Regions from separate parts of the Homo sapiens genome. Here region 2 is linked to region 1. Evidence: chromatin contacts called from ENCODE Hi-C data. All regions are on one chromosome and are shown on one strand. The core of a region is the stretch at or near the end of the contact, and the rest is flanking DNA. Distances in the headings are between cores, read along the strand shown.

Region 1 (5,762 bases), core at 3,263-5,762:
GGTGTATCTTCGTAAATGTTCCTGAAGTTTATGTTGATTTATAGAGGATGAGCTTATAATTAGTCGAGTGATCATAAAAATAATTGGTATTATTTTTATAAGCCACTGCGAAGTAAATATCAATCAAAATGAAAATTTTTTTTCTGAAGTTTTGATATGGATTGAAGGATCATGTATCTGAAAGTGCTAACTGGCAAAGGAAGTGCTATGAAAGTTCTTTCCCACAAGAGGCAAACATTCTTGTGCTGCCTAAGAATACAATATATTTGTACTTCTAACAAAACTATATTTTATTTTTCCCTAGTGGTGATCATAAAATATCCTGTTTGGTTTAAATGTAAGATTTCAGAGATTTTGACAGGTCTTCTATTTCGTGGAGACTTTCTACTGCGTTAGGATACTCCTATAGATTTTTTGAAGAGAGCTTCTTCAATATTGCTTAAAACCAGCTTCATGTTAGACTATTTCAGAGAATTTTCAAAAAACATTCCTATATTTACCAGCAAATTACTTGTTTTTGAGAAACTAGTATTATGACATATATTGTTAAATGCAAAAACCTTTACACTTCACAACCATGTAAATAAATTATGTAAAAATCAGAAAATATTATTGTAATATGGATGTGTCATTAGCACTATTACATTTGAGTTATTTTTTGTAGCATCACCTCTTTTACTGATAGACAACTTTTAAGATGATGCCAGTACTGGAGATTAATTAACAAAGGAGCCCTGGTAGAACTGTAGCTTTATTTTTTCCTATAGAGAAGTACATGTATGTAGACAAATACTATGTGCATTTGAATTAGAAGGGCTTGTACCCTACGCCAATTCTTTTTAGGATTTTGGAAGTCCATATGATCTTTCATTGTTAGGAAGCTGCAAGCTGAGAAATAAAACCAACTTACTAATGACACCTTCATTGGGTTCAAGTGGCTTTAATTCTGCACCATCTTCTATAGTAGTCACTATTTCAATGCTAACCTTGGGGAACTGCGACAAAGCACCATCTTCCAGGATGGCACACTCAACTCACAAAAGCTATCAGTTTATATGCTCTTCCTTTCAAAATAACGACATCATCTTGTAATTTGACCATATGTTTGCGCAACCTTTTCTGGGAGAAACTGAACTTTTCCCATATGTTGTTTTTTCTCAGAAAGAAAAATCTTATGGGTCCCTATTAGGGAGGTAGCATTACTCAGCAAGTGTGGATTCTGGAACTCAAAAATGAGAAGGCAGCTTGCCAAGTAAACAGGATGTAGTGGATGGTGAAAAGCGTGTATGGGTGTGTATGAAGAAAAATGAATGGAATTGTCAATAACAATGCTACACTTGCAGCCTGGAAAGAGTAGGAGAGTGCAGCGCGGGCCTCAGCATCTGTGTTGGCCCAGTCTCTTGGTTGATTATCAGAGCACCTGAGCTAGCCAGGCCTCTGTCCTGTCCTAGGTCCAGAACGTGCACACTCACTCCCTCAGCACTGAGGTTTCAGCAAAATTTAATGCCTCAGCCCCACGCATTGCCCGAGAAAGCACTGGGCATTAAAGATCAGCGGGAGGCCACAGGATCACTTTTGGCCAGGAGTCTGAGAACAGCATGGGTAACATGGCTAGACCCCCTCTCTAAAAAATATAAAAAATAAAAGAATTAGCCAGGCATGATGGCCTGTGCCTGTAGTCCCAGTTACTCCAGAGGCTGAGGTGGGAAGCTCAGTTGAGCCCAGGAAGTTGGGGCTGCAGCAAGCTGTGATCCAGTCACTGCGCTCCAGCCTTTAATTCATTAAAAAAAGAAAAAAAATGGAGACCACTGTTTATGCAAGATATTTGATTTCAAATACAGGCGTGGACAAAAGGTTAGGACCCTTTCACCTTCCTTATGAGTTCCTTCCTAATTTCCTGTGTCCCATAAAAGGACTACTTGTTTAGCAACGTAGCCCCTTCCTTGGCAGGTTACAAAATCCCAGTGTCCTGGGAAACTGTTCTGGGCAAAGAGGACAGAAGAGGGCAGGTGAATGAGAGCATTTATGGTAAAACCAAGTTTTCTCTGCCTTCAAACTGTGATTGAGAAATGCAGTAACTTTCTACAAATAATTTTAAATGTTGCCACTTTCTTTGTAGAACTGTGTCATCTTCACGAATAACGCATATTTTGGATGTAAAGAAAGTGCCATCCAACCATAAGAAAGATTCCAACATTCAACTGTCAACTCTTGCGACTGGTCCTTTTGCAAGACCTCCACCCTCTCCTCTATAGATGACCCGGATCCCCAAAAGCGTTTTCCAAGCATTCTGTCATCTGCATATCCCTCTGTTGAGCAGCCTCACTGATCTTTGAACTCTTTTGCTTCCTTAAGGCTGGAGAATTTCTTCCTCAACTCCACGACGAACATTGCCCACCACCTCCCACCCCGCGCTGGCACGAGCACCTCACGTGGGTCACAGGACTCCCGCGGGACCTTCTGCGTGTTTCCCCTTGATCTTTTTACAAGTAGGTGCGTGGGCGGATACTCACCAATCTCCCTTCATCCGCTCACCTCTCTCCCTTTGCTCAAGCTTGCAGCTCCTCTCACAGGCCTCCAGCTCTGCTGGACTTGGCGTATTCAGAGGCGCGCAGCCTCTCTGTCCTCTTCCCTCTCCCCCATTTCTTCTGTCCTCCGCCTTCTCGTCTCCCTACTCTCTTCTGTCCCCTCATTCTCTCTCCTGCCTCTCTTTTCTCTCCCCGCTCCTCTTTTCCCTTTCTTCTCTCTCTCCTTTCTCTCTCTCTTACCCTGTCCATGTCTTCCCCCTTCTCTCAGCTTTCTCTCTTTAGGTCTCCATCTCGCTCTACTCCCGGGTTGACCCATGACCCAACTTTCATTACACGGATGCACAACACGCGCGCGCGTATATGCGCGCGCACACACAAACACACCATCCCCTTTGCTCGGTCACTTTACCCCACCCTGGAAATCGAGGAACCAGCACTTTGGTGTGGTGGTAGGAGGCTTGGGGGCGCGTGTGAGACTCTGAATCCCTTCCAGACTTGGGGGTCACCTCATCGTCCCTCATCCCAACTTACTGGCAGGAGACCTCCACCCACTCACAGCCGCTGCGCTAGGCGTGGGCAGGACTGCGACGAGCACCCAACGCCCCGCGCAGCCCCGCGCGCACGTGGGCGCCCCAGCAGCAGGTGCCGGGAAGCGGAGGCCGGGCCAGAGCCGGGAGGCAGCCCCCCGGCCTCGAGCGCTCGCCAGACTCTTCTCATGGCCCTTTCTCCTTTCCTCGGCCTTTCGGGGCCACCCTAGTCTTCACAGCTCAGCGTCTGCTGCTGACCCCCCGCCCCCCGGCGACCCCGCCATTGCCATTAGCTCTTCCTACCCCGGCTTCTTCGCCGCCACAGTCCCCAACCCAAGCCCCAGCCGCGGCGCGGGTGTGGGTGGCCGGACGGGATGGCTTCCGTAGTCCCGGGGTCCGGCGGGCTCGGCTGTGGTCTGCGTGGGTCGCGTCCGCAGAGGCCGAGGGAGGGCGGGACGGAGCCGGGAAAGGGAGGAGGTGCCGTTGCGGCGCCCAGGGAGGGACTCCCTGCACCCCCGCGCGCTCCAGCCCTTCCCGGCGCTGCCTCGCGGTTGCCCTTATTTCGTATTCATTGATTCGCATTTTACAAGCCCGGGCTCTTCCGGTGCTGTTTCCCCGCAACTCGTGTCTCCCAGACTTTAACGCGCCGCGCGAGCCTGTAGGAGGAAGTGGCGCGGGGGAACGGGGGTCCGTGTGTGCCTTGGGGTGGTTTTAAATACCTCGAGGTGGGGGGCTCAATTGCAAGAAGCCCGCGTCTTTGCAGGAGTAATTTGGTGGGGGGACTGGACATCAGGCCCAGTGCTCAACCGCGAAACTTTTACGGCCGCCTTTCCCTGGGGCGCGCCCCTGCCGTGTCTCCCAAGCTGAGCGCGGAGTCCGCGGCGAAACCTGCGCCCCAGGGAGGGAGGGAGAGGGGGCGCCCAGTTCCTTTACGCGGATGGAAAAGAAGGGGTGGGAGGCAGAGAGCCCGCAAGGTCTAACCTTTAAAAAGTGAAACACCAAACCCCACAAGGGATTTTCACACGAAGGCCCCTCCCGCTTCCACGCCTTCCGTCCGGCACGAGGATCCGGCTCGGGATTTGCGGCTGCATCCTCTCTCTGCGCCCTGGCGGGCCGAGCCGCGGATCCCAGCCGGGTCCTCACCCCCTCCCCGCCCCTCCCCCAGATCCGCGCGGCTGGGATGTCCTTGCTGCCGCCGCCGCGGCCCCATTCTGCCGCGCACCAGCCCCGGGGCGCCGGCCGCGCGCAGCCTCGCTATCCCACCCAGGCTCCGGGCTTCCAGGAGGGTCGTGGAGCCCCAAGCCATGACTAAGGAGCCCATTTGGTAACTCTGCCCTCTTCCGGCTCCTTTCTCCTCCCTCCCTTCCCCGCCCCCCGGCCCCCCCCCCGGCCGCCCCGCTCCCCTGCACCGCCCTCCAGCCCGCCTCCCAGACGCCCACCCACCCGCTCCTCTTTCCGCAAGATAGCAGAGGTGGCGCGCAGCCCGGCGAGCCGATGACGGACCCCTTCTTCCTGCCTTCAATGCCTCAGCGGAAGATCCCCAAGGGCTGGAGCGAGGAGCGCTGCCGCTGGACATCCTCCCGGGGAGGCTGCTCCGACCTGCTGCGCGGCGCGTCTGAGACTGGGGACTGAGCCACCCCGCCGCCGCCGGCGCCGCCGCCGCCGCCCGCTCCGTCGCTGCCGTCGGTCTGGACTGGCCCCCACCTCGCTGCGCCCTCTCCCCGGCCCCGGCCCCGGCTCGGGGCGTCCCGGGGCTCGCCCTGCGACCGCCGCCTCCCGCGCGCCGCGTCCTCCCGACCCCGCGGCGGCGACGATGCCCGGGAGGAGGGTCCTGACGGCGGCGGCGCGGATGGTGGCGGCCGGCGCCCGGGTGTGATGCGAGCGTCACGGTGGGGATGCTGCTGGCTGCGCGGCGCTGAGGGCCAGCGAGAGCGAGAGCCCGCCCGGGGCGGAGGACGGACTCATCCGGATCTGGCTGCAGCGTGGGCTCGGAGCTCCCCCTTCCTCTCGGTCTCCCTCTCGGCCCCCCTTTATTTCCTTCTTGCTTTGCGTCTTTAACACCTCTCGACCCTGTCCTCCCCCCGCCACTGGAAGTCTTCCCGTCTCTAAATGGAATTAGTGGAGCCCGGAGCCTCTGGTGTAACGCACAGACATGATCCATGGGCGCAGCGTGCTTCACAGTGAGTACCCTCCCCGCCGCGCCCGTGCGCTCCCGGAGCCAGCCCTCCCGCCCCTTTCCCGGGGCCGAACGCGCAGGAAAAGCCTCTGCGCCGCGCTCCGGCGGACCCTGCAGTCCCGCGCGGGTCGGGGCCGACGTAAACTTTCTGTATTGCAGCATCGTGGAACCGGGCGTGGGGGCGGCGCGCGGTCAGCCGTCGCCGGATCCCAAAACCTGCCGGAGAACGGTCTTTCAGTGCGCAGGAACCCCCCGGGGGTGGAGGATAGCGTGCAGTTCAGGGATGGACACGTGCGGCAGAGATTGGCCCAAGCGAGGGCGCAGGTGGAAAGCGGGAGAGCGCGGATGATACCTAGTGGGGCCAGAGGAGTCTTCCTCTTCTAGGGGCTCCCGGAGCTCGGCGGGCCCCTGTTCGCAGTACAGGAGGTAGCAGAAGGCACACCTGAAGCCAGCGCTGGAGGGAAGGGCGAGGGTCAGCTTCCACCCCTTTCCGCCCTGGAGACCGCTGATGTCGCTTTATGGGTGTGTGGT
Region 2 (6,388 bases), core at 285-2,784, 1.6 Mb before region 1:
TTAAGGTAAAAGCAGTATGCTGATTTAAGCAAAAGCATTATCCTTTTAAATGACACCTCACTCCCCTCTAAAAATCTAAAGTTCATACGGAGTAACTTTATTTATTTATTTAGAGACAGGTTGTCATTCTGTCACCCAGGCAGGAGTGCATTGCTGTGATTTTGGCTCACTGCAACCTCTGTCTCCCAGGCTCAAATGATCCTCCTGCCTCAGCTTCCCAAGTAGCTGGGACTGCAGGTGCGCACCACCACACCCAGCTAATTTTTGTATTTTTTGTAGAGACGGGGTTTGCTCGTGTTACTCAGGCTGGTCTCGAACTCCTGGACTCAAGCGATCTGTCCGCCTTGGTCTCCCAAAGTGCCGAGGTTACACACATGAGCCACCATGCCTGGCAAGGGAGTAACATGATTTAAATGTTGAGACTAGTGGAGGGCAGGAGAAATTGCTGTGGCACCTGGAACCGTCAGTAGTACACACAAATGAGTCTTCTAGTTCTGAGAATCTCAGTCCCTGTCCCTTGATAATTGAAGGCATATATAACACAAATAACTGAATCACACCTTCATGTCTGATTAAGAACCAATAAAAGAATCTCCAATCTGCCCAAGCTAGAACTTGATCCCTAAGCATAATGTGGACTTCTCTTCCTCCACTCCTGCCTGCAAACATTAGGGACAAGGAAGGTATTGGTAGCAGGCCCCGGGTTCTCCGCCTCTTCCTGCAGTCTATGCTTGGATGATCTACGGAATCTGACCTTGGCAGGCGGTGGGGAGTTTGGTTTGGTGGCCCTGTCTGTGAGGACCAAATATTGTCTCTATTTCACAGATGAGGAAACTGAAGCCAATTGAATAAGACACCTGCCCCAGACCATCAAGCTGGCATGGGAATTTTGTCTCCCCTCAGACGCTTCCTCCTATAGCCTTAAACGCTGCCTCAAATGCTGGCGGGAGCTAGGGACGCTGTCCAGGGCCCTTTGAACCTGGGAGGCTTCTGTCCCGCCACACTCCCCACCCCAGGTCTCCGGGAAAGGGATCCGTTGGAGAAAGGCTGGAGTTCTCAGCAGGCCCCTGGGGAGGGGTGTGGCCTGACCAGCGCTCGGCTCCCCGCAACCCCATCTCCAACCCGGGTCGTTCCACTCGACTCCACCAGGGAGGGCCACGCAGGCTCAGGCCAAGTGCGCCGCCCAGCTTGTCCCTGCGTACCGGGGACGCGCTCGGCGCTGCTGGGACACGAGTGGCCCGGAGGTGCGAGAGGCCCCGGGGCCATGGCCGTCACGGGCCTCCGCCCCCGACCGCGCGCTCGGGAACAGCCCGGACACCATTGTTCCCGCCTGGCTGCGGCCGGGCGCCCCACGCTCCCCCACGAATGAGGCGTGACTCTCGCCGCTGACCCGGGTCCTCCCCGCCCAGCCCGTTCCCAGCTCAGGGCGCCCACCCGGGAAGGAAGGTCCATCAGGAAGACCCACCTGGGAAGGAAGGCCCACTAGGCAAGGCCCTGTTACCAGCAGCAAGCGCGGCGCCGGTTCCGTACCACGTGTCCCGGCCACGACCCCCGGCGCTGGCCCGCCCCGCGGTCGCCCTGGCCACCAACCCCGCCTTGTCCGGAGGGCAGGCATCGCCACGCCCCCGCCACGCCCACCAATCCAGCCACAGGCAGAGGGGTGGTGTCACTCTCTCCCCGCCCCATTTCCGCCCTGAGCCAGGTGCGGAAGGTGACGTCACCTCTCCCAGCTCCATTTCCGTCCCGCCCACCAATCCCGGCCTGGTCCACAAGGCTTTCGCCTCGTCGCCCCTCCCCGACGGTAGACGGGGATGTGGGCGTGGCGAGGGGGCGGAGATTTCGTGGGTTGGGATTCAGGGGAGGCAGGGCACACGGGAGCGCGTGTCCGGAGCTGTGGGCTTGTGCTGTGCTTCCCGGTTGCTCTTGGGTGGGCGGGGGGCCTGGTGCTTCAACGGTGGGGTCCGAGAAGTCGCCTGCAGTGCGGCAATGGAGTCCAAAACTAGGGGGCCCTGACTCCACCCTCTGATCTCCCAGGCTCCGGAGGTCCCACGACGCTCCCATTCCCTTGCGCATCCAGCACTGCACTTTCCGTTGCGTTTCAGTCCCGGCGGAGTCGGGGCACGGACTCCTGCGGGTCACACAAGCTCCAATGAGAGGTCGGTCTGAACTGGATTAGGAAAGCGTTCGCCAGCATCGTTACCAGTAGTGGAAATATTTTAGTATTTGTGTCCCATGACCCTAGGAACTGATGAAGGAAGCAGAGCCAGCACCGTGTTTGAGCGTCTGCGACAGCGCTTTCCTTTTTAATCTTAACAACAATTCTTGGGGGTAAAATTGTTATTCCCTAGTCTGCTCACTTTTCCAATAGAGTGTTCTCAAAAGACTTTCTTTAAACTTGTACCACTACCACATTCTTTAAGGAGTGATGGCTCGGGAGTTATTATTTTTTAAAAATGAATTTAATAGTTGTAAGAGATGTATACGTTCCCACATAAAGTAAAATGTTAAAATTGTCTCCTCCCTTAAAATTTACATGGTTTGTTTCCTCTTTTTATATTTATTTATTTATTTATTTATTTATTTATTTAGAGACAGAGTCTTGCTCTGTTGCCATGCTGGAATGCAGTAGCCCAGTCTCAGCTCACTGCAAGCTCCGCCTCCCAGGTTCAAGCCATTCTGCCTCAGCCTCCCGAGTAGCTGGGACTGCAGGTGCGCACCACCGCACCCAGCTAATTTTTGTATTTTTAGTAGAGACAGGGTTTCACCATATTGGTCAAGATGGTCTCGATTTCTTGACCTACTGATCCACCCGCCTCAGCCTCCTAAAGTGCTGGGATTACAGGCGTGAGCCACCCCGTCCCCCCCATCCCTGCCTCCTCTTTTATTTTTTATTTCTATTCCACATCCCTCATAGAATTTTGTTAAATGTAACATTTTTATACTTAATAGTCTTACTCATATCCTAATCATTTCTCTACAACAGACTATGATAAAAATTTAAATTAATATTTACTTTGCTATAACCAGATGAGATTAGGCATGTTCAGGGTGGTATGGCCATAGACACTTTGCTATAACCAAAAAGCTTTAAGTATTAACATTTTTTCTTCTGGATTAAATTCTCATAATAATTATTGTACATGAATGATAAAAAGAAAAAACTATATTACACATTTTGCAAACATTGCAAAAAGTAAACATTGGTGGAAGATACATCCTTTAATCATATCTACTGGGCTTTTAAATAAATTCGTTCAGGTATCCATAAATGAGATTATTGCTGAAAAGAGGGTTTGGTTAAAAAAAAAAACAAAACACACACACACACACACACACATATGTATATAGCAAAAAGAAGTGATTTAGAGTAGAAGCCATAACACACTACTGTTACCAAAATTTAATAGGCTCAAGGTAAGAATAAATAATGAGCAAAGAAGTAGTTGAGAACTTTAGAGCAATCAGATGCTTCAGTCCAAGTGAAAACATGAAAATGCATTTGCAGTACTCAGTGTTGAAGAAGTTGGTGAACATGTTTCTCCTATGAATCTGAATAAATGTTAAGAAAATACAAAACACAACATTTACCCTTAATATAGAACCCTGTTACCTGGAAATATGTTAATTGTCATTATTCCCCTGGGAACAATGTTAAGTCAGTACCTGATCAGTGTCCTTGATTAAGGAGTTGTCCTCCAGTGATACCATGTGGCATTTCAAATTGTCCCTTTGTCTGGAGCATGCCAGGCTTCAAGAGTTGATGACATACAGCATCAGGAACAATGCCTGGCACTGAGAAGGTGCCTCATGAGTGTTAATTACTCATCCTTGTGCAGGGACCAGGACTCCTAGGAACAGGAGACCCTGGCTGAGGTCAGCAGGTCAGTTGCACCGCCTACATGCTCTAGGAGAGAGCCTCTGGAAAATTTGAGAAGCTGGAGGTTGATGCCCTTTAGAACTCTCTGAGTCCCTAAGTTTCCTTGTGCCCTCAGTCATCTTTCTCAAGACCACTGCCTTACACAGCTGGTAATGCAAGTAGCTGGTATTGGAGCCTGTGTGCTCAGTTCTGATTTTCCAGCAGGTGGCCCTGCAAGTCCATTGCTTCTTAAAGTGTGCATTGCAGGTGGCTCAGTGGCAACAAACCTGAGCTTAAAGAGCTACATAAATGTGTTCCTATTCCTCTCTGATGATTTTGAGGACAACAGGGACATTATGAGAGAAAACAAAGAAGTATGAGGATGAGTGACCACAGGTTAAGTACTTCAGAAAGAGAAAGGCTGTGACTGTTCTCAGAACTTAGGGAATGCAAACATTGTAAAAGTCACTGTTGATAACAGACCCACTCAAAAAACAAAATTATTTCAAAATAAAAAATTAATTTAATATTATGTGATTATTCTAATAAAAATGCTATGGTACAAGAACAACAACAACAACAACAAAACATTAGATCATGCTTCCAATTGCCGAAATTTGTAGTTCTCAGCATGAGATGGAGTTTAGTCTTCAGAATCTGTCATGTCTGTTTAACCAAACTTTTGTTTTTATTTTTTTTTTTTGAGATGGAGTCTCTGTTGCCCAGGGCTGGAGTGCAGTGGCATGATCTCAGCTCACTGCAACTTCTGCTTCCCAAGTTCAAGTGATTCTCCTGCCTCAGCCTCCCGAGTAGCTGAGATTACGGGCGTGCACTCCCACGTCCAGCTAATTTTTGTATTTTTAGTAGAGACTGGGTTTCACCATGTTGGCCAGACTGGTCTCAAACTCCTGACCTCAAGTGTTTGCCCACCTTGGCGTCCCAAAATGCTGGGATTAGAGGCATGAGCCACAACACCTGACCTGTTTAACCAAACTTAACATACAGACAGTGGGAGCATGCATTCCCCTGGAAAACAGAGAACTTTCCTGGGAACAGAGACCACTTTGGAGAGTATAATTCTTCTCCAGAAACCCATATTCAGGGAAGGAGTTGATATTTATGTTAGAGAATCCCTGCCAAGTAGGAAGGCATAAAGAAGAAAGCAGAGTATAAAGAGGTTAGGAAGGAACAACTACACGTAGACGTCACATTTCGTTAGCTGTAAGCAGTTGGTCAGTTCCAGTCCACTCAATAGTTGGTCTCCAGGAGACTCTCTGGCCCTGTGTTCATTCCCATGGCATCACCCAATCTAATTCTCCAGCTCCAAATGATCATATTTTCTCTGACTGGCATATCCCCCAGGCCCTTCAAATATCAGTATGTCCAAAGCCAAACTTGATTTTTCTCACCTCCTGCCACCCCTATGGTAGGCAGAATTCTAAGACTCCTGGCCCTCCCCTTGGGCACTGGTGGGGCTGACCCAATCAGGTGAGCTCTTTGGAAGAGGGTGCAGAAGTCATAGATGAGAGAAGTCAGAGAGATTTGCAGCTGCAGCAGATGTTCTCCCTCTGGCCTTGAGGAGTGAATGCCACATTGTGGAGGGGGTCAAATGGCAGGGTACGAAGGGCGGCCTCTGGGGGCAAGGGCCTCACTTATGTGAATTCTGCCAACAATCCAAATGAGCTTGAAAGCAGATTCTTCCCCAGTCGAACATCCAGATGAGGACACAGCCTGGCCCACACTTTCAGTAGTCTTGTGAGACCCTGAACAGAGGGTCCAGCTAAGAGTAGCTCAGATTTCTGAGCCACAGAAACAGAGACAAGAAGCAGGTGTTGTTTGAAGCTGCAAAGTCTGTGGTGATTTGTTACAGAGCAATAGAAAACCAATACAATCCCACGATGGCTCTTCATTTAATTTGCAACCTTCCAATCAGTTAGGGACCTTTTGGACTTTACTTCTGAGATGACTTCATTTGCTCCCTCTCTCCATCCTCTTGGCCATTGCTCAGATTTGGGCCTCTCTCTTTGCCCAACTGGACCTCTGCTTGTCAGTGGCTGCCATGGCCCCAGAATAAAATGCAGACATCCTCACATGGCACCTAAGCACATCTTGATCCACCTAGACCCACTTCCATCTACATTTTCTGGACATTTCCCTCTTTATTCTGCAAGCAGAGCCTGAGAAACCTACCAGGAGTAGGAAAATACATGTTTTCTTAGTGGATTTTGCTTGTCCCATATATTTGAATGTGTTTCTTGCACAGATACAATTTTAAACTTAAATATCAGGAATTATTCAGTACCTAAGGGAATCATGAATCAATCTCAATGTACTTCACATTTCACATATCCTTTCTCATCAAAGTACCACCCGTGTGGTCAAACTTGCTACAATTCTTATGATAAACATACCTCACCTTAAACATATTGAATTCAGAATTTTTGAAATTGAGAAATTCAAGAATTGGAAATCTCTGATCTATAACCTTTAACATGGTTCTGAGGCCAGTAAAACTGGTAATTTTTAAGGTTA

The links. A loop is a pair of places that touch in the nucleus more often than their neighbours do. Pooled maps may share reads with other maps.
Region 2: a loop to region 1 is called in a map with no recorded cell type, with 20 times the contacts of the local background. The contact joins the promoter of CNDP2 here to the promoter of NETO1 in region 1. A Hi-C loop is called at or near these places in 4 of 37 single-sample maps with no recorded cell type and 1 of 50 pooled maps.

Annotation. Positions count from the first base shown.
Region 1 is chr18:72,866,737-72,872,498 of GRCh38, reverse strand. NETO1 (neuropilin and tolloid like 1) reads left to right here and starts at 4,512. Exons shown (of 11, transcript NM_138966.5): 1 at 4,512-5,235. The coding sequence starts at 5,208. NETO1-DT (NETO1 divergent transcript) reads right to left here and starts at 4,111. Exons shown (of 2, transcript NR_134648.1): 1 at 4,037-4,111.
Region 2 is chr18:74,491,509-74,497,896 of GRCh38, reverse strand. CNDP2 (carnosine dipeptidase 2) reads right to left here and starts at 1,534. Exons shown (of 12, transcript NM_018235.3): 1 at 1,466-1,534. RefSeq lists enhancers at 426-525, 909-1,421, 1,979-2,248 and silencers at 1,019-1,068, 1,199-1,708, 4,120-4,169.